Regions from separate parts of the Homo sapiens genome. Here region 2 is linked to region 1. A link is a loop called in an ENCODE intact Hi-C map of the cell type or tissue named here. Cell type or tissue: dorsolateral prefrontal cortex. All regions are shown on one strand. Links, peaks and the distances in the headings refer to the core of each region. The heading gives the core; the rest is flanking DNA.

Evidence for each region. Peaks named below come from ENCODE experiments on the same cell type or tissue, not always from the same donor. Only the 100,000 strongest peaks of a DNase experiment are listed, where the experiment ranks them.
Region 2: a loop joins it to region 1, with 2.3 times the contacts of the local background. A loop is called at or near these places in 3 of 110 quality-filtered maps.

Annotation. Positions count from the first base shown.
Region 1 is chr16:87,321,101-87,329,056 of GRCh38, reverse strand. It overlaps FBXO31 (F-box protein 31), which reads left to right. Exons shown (of 9, transcript NM_024735.5): 9 at 1-2,070. Among named protein-coding and RNA genes, the nearest start is that of C16orf95-DT, 7.6 kb to the right of the region's middle. In dorsolateral prefrontal cortex, for the core only: a CTCF peak has its summit at 4,197 (motif pointing left); a DNase peak (open chromatin) is centred at 4,149; H3K4me3 peaks cover 287 bases; H3K27ac peaks cover 2,198 bases.
Region 2 is chr16:87,473,267-87,479,486 of GRCh38, reverse strand. The region is part of intron 1 of ZCCHC14 (zinc finger CCHC-type containing 14); the gene reads left to right. Among named protein-coding and RNA genes, the nearest start is that of ZCCHC14, 17 kb to the left of the region's middle. In dorsolateral prefrontal cortex, for the core only: no CTCF peak of the experiment used is centred there; a DNase peak (open chromatin) is centred at 2,086; H3K27ac peaks cover 987 bases.

The DNA.
Region 1 (7,956 bases), core at 3,240-5,739:
GGACAGGCACTGAATCTGCGCGCCTCAAAACAGCAGCTTCCCTTCCGGGGGAGGGCATCCACCCTCTCAGGGGATCCTGCAGGTGGCCCATTTCCTGCAGGTGAGAACTCGGAAGGGCTGATGTCGTCATCAGAGGCCTAAGGGCAGCTGAGAGTTGGATAAAACCGTTTCCAAGGAGGAGGCTGAGTAACCCAGTTCAGGACAGCCAAGCGCATTAGGCTTGATTGGGGAAGGTGGCAGGTGGAGTTGGGAGGTTGGGACTCTCCATCTTTTGCACCACGGATGCCTTTCTGTCGCTGTCTCACTCTGGGGCAGGATCAAGTCTGCTCTCTGGAGTGGGGCTGCCTGCAGTGCAGCTCTGCACACCTGAACGTGTTCTTTGTCACTTGTTTGGAAATGATGTGATTGAAGATTTCAGAGAGGTCATTGGAGGCTTTTCTGTGCCGGCACTGAATGTTCATTTGCATGAGGAAGTTGCAAACGACTTCTGCAGGCTGAGATTCAAGGCAGGTGGTATTGGGGTCCCTCAGCCCACCTGGGCCGTGACCTCAAGTGTCCACTGCTGAGTGTGAGTGGCTTTGCAGGCCTGGTGGTGGGAGAGCCTCAGGCTCCCTCCTTCTTCGTTCCTGACCATGCCCTGGGCCCCTTCAGTCTGCCTGCGGCTCTGTGGCATCCCTGCCCTGACACTGGGCACCTGTGCCCCTAGCAAGCCCACCTGGCACACGAGGAGGGAGGGGTGGGTGGCCATGTCCTTCCTCTAGCCACATGCCCTGCTGGCCGCTCCATTCTGAGCTTTGTGCAGAACCGGGTCTGAGCTGGAGATTTTTCTCTGAGAACCTGCAGTTGTGCTGCAGCCGCACGCAAGGGCCCTTCAGCCGCTGGCTCTGGCTTCCCTGACTCCTCAGGGCGTGTTCACCCCCAGGCTTTCTCACCTGCACACGGTTAGGCCATTTTCAGTGCTCGTGGGCAGTCACGGACAGCAGCAGAAACTCCTCAGCCCCTTTGTTACTTCAGAACGCCTGCCCACATGCATCTTCTGAGCTCGTGTTGTCCTCATGGCCGTGGGGTCTTGGGTGCGAACAGGAGATGCTGAGCTGTGGTCCACCGTCCAAGGTGCTGCAGAAAGCAGCTAGGCTCTTTTAGGATGTTTCTATTCTGGTTGCTGCCTTCGTGGTGTAACTTTTAAGAACACTTACGGGAATGTGCTCATAGAACCATCACCTGTCCTGAGAATAAAACTCCTGGAATCATGATCAAGTCCAGTGTTAACGTGGCCCAACCTGTCTGTACTTCTGGGGAGAGACCAGGAACATCACTGGACTCCTCATCCCCGTAATTATTTAGAGAAGATGCAAGCAGCAGATAGTCTCCATGCGGCTGGTACTTTTTTTGTTGTTTTTTGAGACAGGGTCTTGCTCTGTCACCTGGGCTGGAGTGCAGAGCGGCGATCATGGCTCCCTGAGGCCTCAACCTACTAGGCTCAAGCTGTCTGCCCGCCTTAGCCTCCCAAGTAGCTGGGACCACAGGCACCCACCACCACCATGCTTGGCTAACTTGTTTTTGTAGAGATGGAGTTTTGCCATGTTGCTCAGGTTGGTCTCGAACTCCCGATCTCAGGTGATCCACCCGCCTCGGCCTCCCAAAGTGCTGGGATTACAGGCGTGAGCCCCTGCGCCCCAGCCTTGGGGCCTGTCTTTGAATGGGAATGAGACTGTGCAAACCGTGGACTACCCTGTGTCACCCACAGCTCAGTGGCCTGCCTGCCGGCCCTCAGGGGCTGCTGACCGGGAGACCAGCCAGAGCACGAGGGGGTCAGGGCTGTGTGGGTTTTGGCCTGATTCTGCATTTGGTTGTTTCTGGGGGCCATGTAGCCTGCCTGCATTAGGAAAGCGCTGTGCCATCTGATCATGAGCACCTCTGCACCCCCTGGTAAGGTGACCTTGCAGCAGGAGCTGTGCCCTGCCTGGGTAGGCACCCACTAGGTAGGACCGGAGCAATCCTGGCAGCCGCCACCTGCACCCGTGCACTTGTTTCTCCTCACAGTTTCAAGTAAATCCGTTTTTGAAGGCTTGTTGTGTGTTTTGTGATTTCTTTGGGAATATGAGTTGGACGGAGGCGAGAGCCTTAAGCCATGCGAGCTGTCGGCCTGGGAACCCAGACTTCCCAGCTTCTTGAGGAAGTGTCAGATTTCCCGCGTTGACAGAAGGGAGCATTGAAGGGATGCCTTGGAGCCCAGACAGTGGTTGTCCCTGTGTCCTTCCCTTTGACCTGGCATCAGAGGTGTCTCGAGTCCCTACCCAGGGACCCAGAGGAGTTCGGGCCCCAGTAGATTTTCTTAGATTTAAGCCAAAGTGAGTTGCATTATCTGCAACGAGGACAGATATGGGAGGGAATGTGCTGAGAGCCAGGCAGATGAACTGAGGATCTCATTGATCTTTCTTTTGTGTTTACTAAACTCATATGTTCTTGTAAACAGTTCTTTAGCATAGACAGTGAAAGTACCCCCTGTTCTCATCCCAGCCTCCCCGTGAGTCACTGCTGCTAATTAATGCTGTTAGCTTGGAATTGTAGAAACAGGATGTTTTCCATGGTAATGCACTCAAAGTACACCCTCGATTGGCAGAAATTGGCAAGTGTGATTTTCCAAGTGTTGGCAGTGATGCAGGGGAACAGGAACGCAGGTGGGGCAGCTGTTTTGGGGACAGCTGGTACTAGCTCATGGCACTAAGGACACGGGCCCAGGGACTGGCATCTGCATCCTGAGGTGTCCACCCTCGGGCAACGCGAGAGCCCAGGCATGGGCCACGCAGGGATGTTCATTGCTACACTGTGACAACTGTCACAGGCCGGAAGGAGGCAGGTGGACTACGGTGGAGCCACCCATGCTGTCACCTGGCAGACGGGCACACAGCCTTGTTCCGTTGCAAAACAAGTGAGAGATGGTATTGGTGTAACATGTAAAAATGCAAATACTTAATTTTTATCAATTCATGTGTGGGGAAAAGCTGAAGATACGCGTGGGAATGGTGTGGTCACTTCTAGGGGTGTCGGAGGGTAGAACTTCAACTGTTTTGCTTTAAAAAGTAAGGATCGCATGGCAGAACTAGCATCTGTTCACCTGTTGATCCTGATACCGTGGATTACGAGACCCCCCCTCTTTTCTGTGTGGTTCAGAAACAAGCCCCTCAGACAGGACACAGTGCCCAGGGGCAGTGACCTGCAGGCCCACCCACTGCCATCTCCGCTGGTCTCGGGGTTGCCACATAGCCTGCCAGCTGCGGCTGCTTCCTGGGTGCCCTCCAGGGAGAGCAGGGGATCGTGGGTCCCCGGCGGTGGGTGTTTCCTTCTCCGGGGAGAGCAGGGGATCGTGGGTCCCCGGTGGTGGGTGTTTCCTTCTCTAAGGTTTGCTGCTGTTTCCAGGCCTTTCTGTGGGGCCTGGGTCCTGTCCTGGGGCCAAGCCACGGGGTCATCCTCAGCTGCACTGGGCGTGCCAACCACAAACGAGTCACTTGCTACAAGCAGCACCATGCAGCCTCCTGTCTGGACGAGACCCTGCCCCCCACAGACTGGAGACGCACCCCGATTTCCCAGGTCACAGGGGGAAGTGTGGATCTGATAAGGGACTAAATGTGGCGTCTTTCATATGTTTCTCTTACATATTTTATTTTAAAATGAAAAAAAAAATAAGGTCATGGGGAACGAGTAGAAGGCTGCTTCCTGCTGCAGTTCCCCTCTTGCTCCAAGAGTGGGGATGGCCCAGCTGGGGGGACCTGCTCCGGGCCTGGGTGCCGCAGCCTCACCTAGACACAAGGGCACAGGCTTTGTTCTCCAGGGATCTGTCCGACACCAGCATCCCCCCGGGGGCTCAGACCCTGCACTTTTCTGTCTGCTGCTGGGGTTGAGGGGACAGCAGATGGGCAGCGAGGGCTGGTGGCTGCCCAGGCTGGCCATGCCCAACACCAGCAGGTGAGGCGGAGGCCGAGAGGGTGTTGTGGCCGGGTCACCTGGGCCCATATGGAGCTCACTCCTCCCTGTGGGGGCCGCTTGGCTGTGCTGCCGGAGGCATGGCGCTTTCCCCACCCGATGGATGGCGGGGCTTCATCCTTCCTCCCCTTGCAGGAGGCACGGTGCCCAGGGTCCTCCGTTTGTCCCCCCTCCTTAGGGGAGGTCCCCTTTTGTGGTGTGACCTCTAGTGGGCATGTAGGGTCACTGCAGAGGGCTTGCCCCCAGCCAGCAATGTGAAACAAAATGCCATTTGGATAGTTTCCAAACCTACCCCGGCCCCCTCCCCATTTTGACTTGAAAATCCCCAAGTGACAGAAGGCACAATGCGTGTCCTTCCTATCTTTGCCTCCGTCCCTCTTCTTCCTGAGGGGTGCGATCCCTGGCGCCTTCCCTTCTTCCTTGTGTGCCGGCGTGGGCCCTCCCTGCCGTCCCTGAAGCCCACCTGCACTGCCTCTGAGCCGCGGAGGTCCTGGAAGCAAGGTGGAAAGGTGCTGGAGGGCCAGGGGGAGGCGCCCCTGCAGCGCTGTCCCTCCCCAGCAAACAAGCAGCTGGGCTCTGCTGGGTGTTCTCCATGGCACCGTGTTTGGCAGACATTAACCACGGAACAACCAGGAGTGCTGGTGTGGCTGGGATCAGCCCACTCCACAGGAGAGGAAGCAGCAGCTCAGAGAGGCTGAGTAATTTGCCCAGGGTCACACAGCCAGGGAGTATTAGCCCAGGGCCCCAGCCCCGCAGCCTCACCTCTCCTGAACATGCTCCTCTAGGAAGAGCCGCCGCCGGTGACGCTCAGTGTCAGTTGCTCTGGGACCCTTTCACCGAGTGTGGGGTGGAATCAGAAGCGCCAGCTCACACAGCAGTGGGGCCAGAGCAGTCCCGGCTGAAGCTAGGCGCTGATGAACTTGGACTGGAAATCTTAACTTGGGCTCAGCCAGAGTGTATTGCTTATAAAACCACGACTTTTCCCTTCCCATATGAGGACTTCTAGTACCTTGAATTCGGTTCTCATATAAAAACACGAGGGTGCTGTTTTACAGAAACACAGGGAGGCTAAGCCTGGCATGCTGCGGCCACGTGGGAATAAAACTTGGGCTCTTGGGACTCACATTTCAAGCCCGGAGCCAGCTAAGGCCTCTGACGGCGCAGCCCCCATGCCCCTCACAAATGTGGGTAGAGCTGGGTCAGCATCTGGCTTCCGCATCCCCATCTGCCGTGCGCCCCTGCCTTTCCAGCCTGTGGCTCACCTTGCCCAGCCCCACGGCCTGATGCCCTGGCTGCATCTGCCTTGGCTGGGGCTCCTCTGGGCATCTGGAGTTGCTGCTTCCTGGCTCCTTACAGGATGTTTACAGAAACTGCAGGTCTGCAGAGGACAGACGGCTCTGCCCGCAGGGAGGACAGGCACCTGGTGCCCCTTCCCACACGTACCTATGCCACTGGCCCCAGGTCTGGCTGTCCTGAGCTCTCCCTGCCTGGCTCTGCTGATGAACATGCCCTTGTCAAGGAGCAGAGTCGGTGGAAAGAGGCAATGGACCTACCCAGGTTGTGAAGATGCTTCTCAGAGTGAGGCCTGAGAAGCAGCTTCCGGCCCCAGGGCCAAGCAGTAGGAACTGACAAAGCACGGAGGGTCCACCTGTGTGCACAGCCGAGCTGCAAACCCAGGGTCGTCATGTGAGAGCCCTACCCACTGCCTGAAGGGAGAAAACGGCTTGGCTCTAGGAGTCAGGCCTGCGGCGGGGCCCAGGCAGCCCCTCACTGGCTGAGACCCTTGCAGTGTTCTCGACGCTCAAGCCTTGTACGCTCGCCTCAGGGCAGGGCATCACCTCGGCACAGTTGGTGTTTGGGGCCGGGTGAGTCGTGCGCCGGGCCGCTCCATGCGTTGTGGGAGGTTGAGCAGCATCCTTTGCCCCAACAATGGATGGCAGTCCCTCCTACCTGTCAGCCAACAGGCCCAGACAAGCCAGGTGTCCCCCGGGCCACTAGGCGCTACCGGGTTGTGACCTGCATCTCCCATGCGGCAAACAGTGCTAAGCACTGGGCACGCGGCAGTGAACACTGACGGCTCTGACCCCACACAGACCACAACACATCATGTCCCGGGATACGTGCTCTTGGGGCTGCCCCGATCACAGACACATCAGGAGGCGGTGGACTCCCAGGTGCAGGGAGGGTCAGGGCTGAGGTGGAAGTGGGCAGGGGCGGTCGTGTGCTGCTTGGCTCAGGTGACACCTGGCCTGGCACCTGGTGGGTGAGGAGGGGCTAGTGAGATGCTGTGTCCTCAGCTGTCTTCCTCTCCTCCTGGGAGACACATAATTCCCAGAAACCTCAGCAGGGGCTGACTCCTCACTGGCCAGAGCCAGCCCCACGCCACCCAGGAACCAACTCTGGCCCAGGGAAAGGGGTTTCCGTGAGGCTTGAGTCTGTCGTGGCTCCCCTGCAGTTCTGGGGCTACCTTCCCCGGGCACATTCCACCCAGTTCCTGAGCAAAGCAAAGAGGCAATGGCCAGTGGGCCACCGTCTGCCATGCAGTCCAGTCGGTTTGCTCCCATGGATTGGGTGGGTGTGAAGCTTGGCGTCACCAGGAAGCTGTTGGGAGAGATGCACACCCCAGTTCCCGCACGCTGAGATGTGGCCTGGGGAGGGGGTTTGAGCATTTGTAGTTTCCAAGGCCCCCAGAGCAGCTGTCCTGTGGCTGTCATCTGCCGCCACTGCACTAAACAAAGCACCTCCGTTTCAACATCTCTGGGGAAGAGGATTCCAGAGAACACACTTCAGGAAAATGCACACTTTTACATGCCCAGCTAGCAGTCCTTTGCCCTTTAGTGAGAAAGGGTTGAGCTGTCCTTCTTTTTCCTTCCTTTTAAAAAGCATTTGGGCTGGAGCAGTGCCTCACCCCTGTAATCCCAGCATTTTGGGAGGCCGAGGCAGGGGGATCACTTGAGGTCAGGAGTTTAAGACCAGCCTGGCCAACATGGTGAAGCTCTGTCTCTACCAAAAAATACAAAAATTAGCCGAGTGTGGTGGTGCACGCCTGTAATCCCAGCTACTCGGGAGACTGAGGTGGGAGAATTGCTTAAACCTGAGAGGCAGAGGTTGCAGTCAGCCGAGATTGTGCCACTGCACTCCAGCCTGCGCGACAAAATGAGACGTTGTCTCAAAAAGATAAATAGCTGGGTGTGGTGGTGGTGGTGATGGGGGGTGCCTGTTATCCCAGCTACGTGGGAGGCTGAGGCAGGAGGATCACTTGAATCCGGGAAGCAGAGGTTGCAGTGAGTAGAGATCGCACCACTGCACTCCGGTCTGGGCGATAATGAGAGATTCCATTCCCCCACCCCCCGCCCCGAAAAAAAAGAAATTAAAAAAAATAAAAAGGGTTTGGTTAGGTTTTTGAGGTGTAAGCTATTTATAGTGAAATTTTACCGTGTGTGCAGTTCTGAGATGACAGATGGTTGTAAATAAGCACCATCAGGACATGGAGTGCTCCAGCCCCCATCAAAATCCCTTCATGCTGACGCTGCAGTCTCTGCCTCCCCAGATCTCCAGCCCCTGGCGCCCCTGATCTGCTCTCCACCCCGTAGTTCAGCCTCAACCAGAACGTCTGGGGAGTGGGCTCTCCCAGCAGGGAGTCTGTCTGCCTTTCTCCTTTGGCAGGGTGCGGCTCAGCCTTTGTGCATTATTGCTCCTCTAATAATGCACAATTATTGCTCCTCCAAGGAGCCTCATCAGACGTTTTTCCAATACCCTCGTGAAATTCTACCACCACAGACATACTGTTTGTGTACTGTGTGTATACCTGTGCTTCCTACTTCAAGAGAGGAAGACAGTTCCAGCTACTCAGGAGGAGGCAGGAGGATTGCTTGAGCCCAGGAGGTTGAGGCTGCAGTGAGCCACTATCACACCCCTGCACTCCAGCCTGGGTGACAGTGGGACACCCTGTCTCCAAAAAAAGGCAAGATG
Region 2 (6,220 bases), core at 573-3,072, 150 kb before region 1:
ATTTGCATAAAAGCATCAATAGAATTACCAGAAAGAAATTATATCCTTAGGTTTCTTTTTTTTTTTTTTTGAGACGTAGTCTTGCGTTGTCACCCAGGCTGGAGTGCAATGGTGCGATCTCAGCTCACTGCAAACCTCTGTCTCCCGGGTTCAAGCGACTCTCCTGCCTCAGCCTCCTGAGTAACTGGGATTACAGGCACCCGCCACCACACCCGGCTAATTTTTGTATTTTTAGTAGAGACAGGGTTTCACTATGTTGGTCAGGTTGTCTTGAACTCCTGACCTCAGGTGATCTGCCCGCCTCAGCCTCCCACGGTGCTGGGATTCCAGGTGTGAGCCACCACGCCCAGCCTATCCTTAGGTTTCTTAATGACTCTAATTAAAACATGTATATATAGGAACTAGTGCTAGAAGGATTATAGTCTAGACTTGAAAAAAGATTAAACTGTTTGAAATAGGAAGAGATTTAGTGTATGGGGAAGAGGAACAACCCTCACCCCTACTCTGTTTTGGGCATTTTAATAAAATTTAGAAGCTTGAGCATAATGCTAACAACCTAGTTATAGTAAAATTAGTAAAATTGGCCGGGTGCGGTGGCTCACGCCTGTAATCCTAGCACTTTGGGAGGCCGAGGCGGGCGGATCACAAGGTCAGGAATTTGAGTCCAGCCTGACCAATATGGTAAAACCCCATCTCTACTAAAAATACAAAAATTAGCCGGGCGTGGTGGCGGGCGCCTGTTATCCCAGCTACTCGGGAGGCTGAGGCAGGAGAATTGTTTGAACCTGGGAGGCAGAGGTTGCAGTGAGCCAAGATGGCGCCACTGCACTCCAGCCTGGGCAACAGTGAGACTCCGTCTCAAAAAAAAAAAAAATTAGTAAAATTAATGAGATACTTTGAAAGCACAGAGTATTGAGGTTGTGTGGGAAGCACTGTGTGGTGTGTAAACTCTACCCGGACACAAATAGATACTCACAGAACTTGCACACCACCTCTGGGAGATTCTCCTGACTCCAGGTTCCTGGTAGAGTATCTTTCATACGTGAGAACTCAGGCCATTTTCCAGTCGGTTCCAACCTTCTCTGCACCCCGACTCCCAGGCCTTTTTTCTATTGTTTTCCACCACTGATCAGTTTCGCCTATTCTAAAACTTCATTTAAGCAGAATCATGGAATTCTTGCTGGCTTATTATCTGTTGGCTTCCTTCGTTGCGTGATTTTAGTGGCTGGTCTAGGGATGACACTGTAGATTCTGAACTTTCGACACTGCATTGTGCCACACGTCGTGCAGTGTGTCATTTCTCAAAGCACTTATATGTGTGGGTTGTTTTTTAAATAGGTGGAAGGCTTTTAAACCAGCATACCATTAATAGTGTATTGAGGAAGTTAATTTATCAATGTTATTTTTCCTTTTACAATTGCTAATAAAGATATGAGGTGAGGAGCAGCAGGCTACAGGGAGGAGCGATGCGTGGGGGCGTATCAGTGGTTCTAGGTGCATGCAATGATGGGCAGCGGACTCGGGAGCGATGTGTGGAGGCGTGTGTGTTCCCCAGGTGTGTGCGGTGAGGGGCAGCAGGTTCAGGGGGATGCGGTGGGGGCGTGTCGGTGTTCCCCAGGTGTGTGCGGTGAGGGGCAGCAGACTCGGGAGCGATGCGTGGAGGCGTGTGAGTGTTCCCCAGGTGTGTGCGGTGAGGGGCAGCAGGCTCAGGGGGATGCGGTGGGGGCGTGGCGGTGTTCCCCAGGTGCAGGAGGCTGCTCTGAGGGTGTCGCATGTATTTCATTTAATCCTCATAACAGCTCCATGAGTCAAGTTCTATTTTTGTCCCCATTTTAGCAATAAGAAAACAGACACAGAGGGGTTAAGTATAAATAATTTGACAAAGACGACATTAGTGAGTGGCTATTTTTATTATGTGAAGTTAAAATTGTTTGTGTGTTGACTTCATCATTTAAAGTGAGAGGAAGAACCTGAGGAATATGAAATGAGATGAGGGAGAGAGCCCCAGACTCTGCGGCTGGTAGAAGTAGGGAGTGTGACCTCATCCCCGGCTTCTGCCAGCTCTGCTGATGCCCGGGGCTGCCCCATGTGCGCGGCCGGCCCTGGGCGGGATCCATGGTCTTGGTGACAAAGCTCCTCTCCCTGCCTTCGCCCCAGCGGCTCGTTTTTATTCATTCAGCACAGAGTGTGTAACTGATAGTCCTCAGTACCGCAGTCTGATATTTTGTTGGGGTTCCTTTTTTTCTTTTCATTTAAAGGTAAAACCTACATTTAGTGAAATGCACATATTTTAAGTGTGTCATCTGGTGTTTTCACCACTTCAATTTTTTTTTGGTTTTGTTTTGTTTTTTTTTTTTTTTTTTTTTGAGACTGAGTCTCTCTCTGTCAGGCTAGAGTACAATGTAGCGATCTTGGCTCACTGCAACCTCTGCCTCCTGGGTTCAAGCAATTCTCCCGCCTCAGCCTCCTGAGTAGCTGGGATTACAGGCACGCACCACCATGCCCGGCTAATTTTTGTATTTTTATTAGAGACAAGGTTTCACCATGTTGGTCAGGCTGGTCTCAAACTCCTTACCTTGTGATCTGCCCTCCTCAGCCTTCCAAAGTGCTGGGATTACAGGCACGAGCCACCGCGCCCGGCCACCACTTCAGTTTTGACAGAAGCAGTAAGCCTTGATGCGGGTTTGTGCGGTATGACCGTCAGCCCAGAGAATTCCCTCCCGCCATTTTCCACCTTCTCCCACCCCCCACCCCCAGGCCTTAAAAACTCTTTCTCCCTCTGTTCTGTTTCTTTTCCACCATTGATTAGTTTTGCCATTTCTAAAACTTCATTTAAGCAGATTCATGGAATTCCATTTTATCTGTTGGCTTCCTTTGTTGCATGATTTTAGTGGCTGGTCTAGAGATGACACTGTAGATACTGAACTTTACACAGTCTGCTTGGAGTTAATACCGTACCCCGCCTTGTGCAGTGTAAGAAGCTGGTCACTGTCTTGCAACCAGGTGCCTTCCCGGTCCTTGCTGTGGCAAGTGTACATGTTACATCTGTGCTGTAGACATCACAACATATATAGTATTGTTGTTTGCTTCAGTATGAATGTACCTTTAAAAAAATTACGAGGAAAATATTGTCTTTTATATATACTCACATATTTACCTTTTTTCCCCCAACCCCTAAGTGGAACCAGGTCTATTTACCATTTTGGTGCTTTTCATTCCTTACCGATCCAGTTTGTTACCATATCCTTTCAGTCTGGCAAACTCACTTTAGTATTTTCGGGAGTGTAGGTGTGCTGGCAAGAAAGGCTCTTAGTTTTCTTTTATCAGAACATGTTTTGCTTTCACCCGTGCTATTGAAGTATGTTTGCACTGGACGTGAGGTCCTTTGTTGGCAGCTTTCTTCTACTGGGACTTTGAGAGAAGTCGAGACCCTGTCTCTCCTCCAGGGCTCTGCTGTTGGCTGCTCCCCTGTGCTCACAAGTTGTTTTTCTCCAGCTGGCTTTAAGATGGACTGTCTTTGGTATTTGAGCAGCCTGACTGTGATGTGTCCAAGTGTTTATTGAATTTATCTTATTTGGTGTCCTGAACTTACTAGATCTGTAAATTTATGCCTTCTGCCAGCTGTGGGAAATTTTCAGCCATAATTTCTCCAAAATGTTTTTCTGCCTCAATCTCTCTCTCCTTATGGGACTCCAGCTCTAGGTATGTTAAACTGTGTGATATTGTCCCTGAAGCTTTGTTTGATTGTTTTCCTTTCAGATCTTTTTCTCTCTCTGTTCTTTGGGTTGGATACTTTTTATTGATCCATCTTCAGATTCACTGAGTCTTCTGTTACCTCCAGTCTGCTGTTAAAGCTCGTCCACAGGATTTTTCTTCGTTTAGAAATAGCATTTTTTAGTTCTGGAATTTCCTTTTTTTTTTTTTTTTTTTTTTTAAGACAGAGTCTTGCTCTGCCACCCAGGCTGGAGTACAGTGGCACACTCTCGGCTCACTGCAACCTCCGACTCCTGGGTTCAAGCGATTCTCCTGTTTCAACCTCCCAAGTAGCTGGGATTACAGGCGCCCACCACCACACTCAGGTAATTTTTTTATTTTTTTGTAGAGACAGGGTTTTGCCATGTTGGCCAGGCTAGTCTCGAACTTCTGACCTCAGGTGATCCGCCTGCCTTGGCCTCCCTAAGTGCTGAGATTACAGGCGTGAGCCACTGCACCTGGCCCTGGAATTTCCATTTTTTAAGAAATGTTCTCTTTCTCTCTTGAGACCCGTTTGGCTTGTCCAGCCTAAGTCCCTTTGCCTTTCTGTTCCTGAGCCCCGTTGTAAGGGCTACTGAGTCCTGCCTGTGCTGGCAGCATGGGTGTGTCCTGTGCCTGGTCTCCAGAGCTAACTCTTTCCTCTTTGTACAGGTTATATTTTTGTTTCTTTCCATGTCTAGTAATTGTGGATTGCTTCTTGGATTTTGTGAGTGATCTGTTGTAGAAACTCTGGACTTCGTTCTATCCTCCTGAAGATTGATGATGCTTTGTTTTAGCAGGCAGTCAGTTTGGCTGGACTCAAACTCCAGATACTCTTCCTGTGTTATCAGCAGCTAATATCTCTGCTCAGTTGCTGTAGTGTGACCTTGCTGTCCTGGACCTGCCCCGTGCCTGCCTGTTGCAGGGCTCACACAGAGTTGATGTGCAGAGCGTGCTGTCCCCTCCCAGGGTGCTCTCCCTTCCAGGGTTTCTCCTGTCGCTTTCCAGCTGCGATCATCTACCAGAATTCCCCTCTCTGGTTTTTCAGGTGAGACTGTGGGGCTCTCTGTGAGCTTTAGCTGCCCCCCTTCTCTGAGGAGGACCAGGTTCTGCCCCAGGACAAGAAACCCGTGCAGTGCTCAGCTCGCTCTGGGCACAGGCTCCCTCCAGTTTCTGCTTGTCTTGGTCCTGTTCAGTTTGTTTTTTTATGCTTTGTCCAGAGTTTATAGTTATCTGCAAGAGGATTGGTCCAACGTCTCAGCCATTACTGAAGGTAGAACCACCTGTTTTATATACTCCAGGGGTTGCAGAAATAAATACGAACCATGTGTTCTAGGAAGAATTCACTCTCCCTGAGGAAGGGAGGCTGTGAAGGGGGGTTTTATACTAACTGGAACATGTGCTGTTAAAAGGATGAGGTGCTGTGCGGAGAGAAGGCTAGCATGGCCCAGTGCCTTGAAGTTCATGGGTCCATTTGGAGGATGTCAGTGGAATGGTTGTCTACATGCTCTAGCCCCTGGTGGCGGTCAGCCACGGGAAGGAGAGTCAGGCGTGTGGTGAACTTGCCAGAGAAGCAGGCCTGGGCTAGGCTTCACCTGTAGGTGTGAAGTTCAGTTGGGCAGATACCAGGTGCCTAGGGGATGAGGGTCTGGTCATAGCTGCAGTGGGAGGTAAATCTGAAACTTTTTGGCCTAAATGTCTTCTGTGATCAATCCAGGTGAGCCCTTTCTGGTCTGATCTTTTGTTGCATGGCTGACAGTAAGAGATGGGGACCCTGGCTCTGAAGCAGCGATGCCTTGTTCATAATAGGGTGTCCCAAGAAGACTCCTGGAATAGAGTTTGTGGTGCCTGCAGAAACAAAGCCTGCTAGCCGATTTTACTGACACTTTCTGGACCTTGGATGCACTCTTGTTTTGAACCAGGGGTTTCTCGCTCCTGGCCTCTTCAAGTCCTGTTCTTTCCCATCCTAGATGCCTAAGTGTTCTGAAACCGAACCTATACTGTGGCTGGTATCCCCAAAGCACTGTAAAGCAGCCACTTGAACGTGCTCACTGCTTTGAATGGTCCATCTCAGGGAGCTGAATATTATAGTGGGAACCAAAATGGTCATGATAACGCAGTTTAGTTATTGTGATTAGACATTTAGCCAGCTTCTCTAAGAAAACCCCAGTATTTAAGCATATTCCTGGCCAAATATTCACAATAACAATATTGTGTGTATTATGTACTTAACGTCAAAAGTCCTGAAGATGGGCCGGGCACGGTGGCTCACGCCTGTAATCCCAGCACTTTGGGAGGCCAAGGCAGGTGGATCACCTAAGGTCAGGAGTTTGAGACCAGCCTGGCCAACATGGTGGAACCCTGTCTCTGGTAATAATACAAAAATTAGCTGGGTGTGGTGGCGCCTGCCTGTTATCCCAGCTACTCAGGAGGCTGAGACAGGAGAATCGCTTGAACCCAGGAGGCGGAGGTTGCAGTGAGCTGAGAT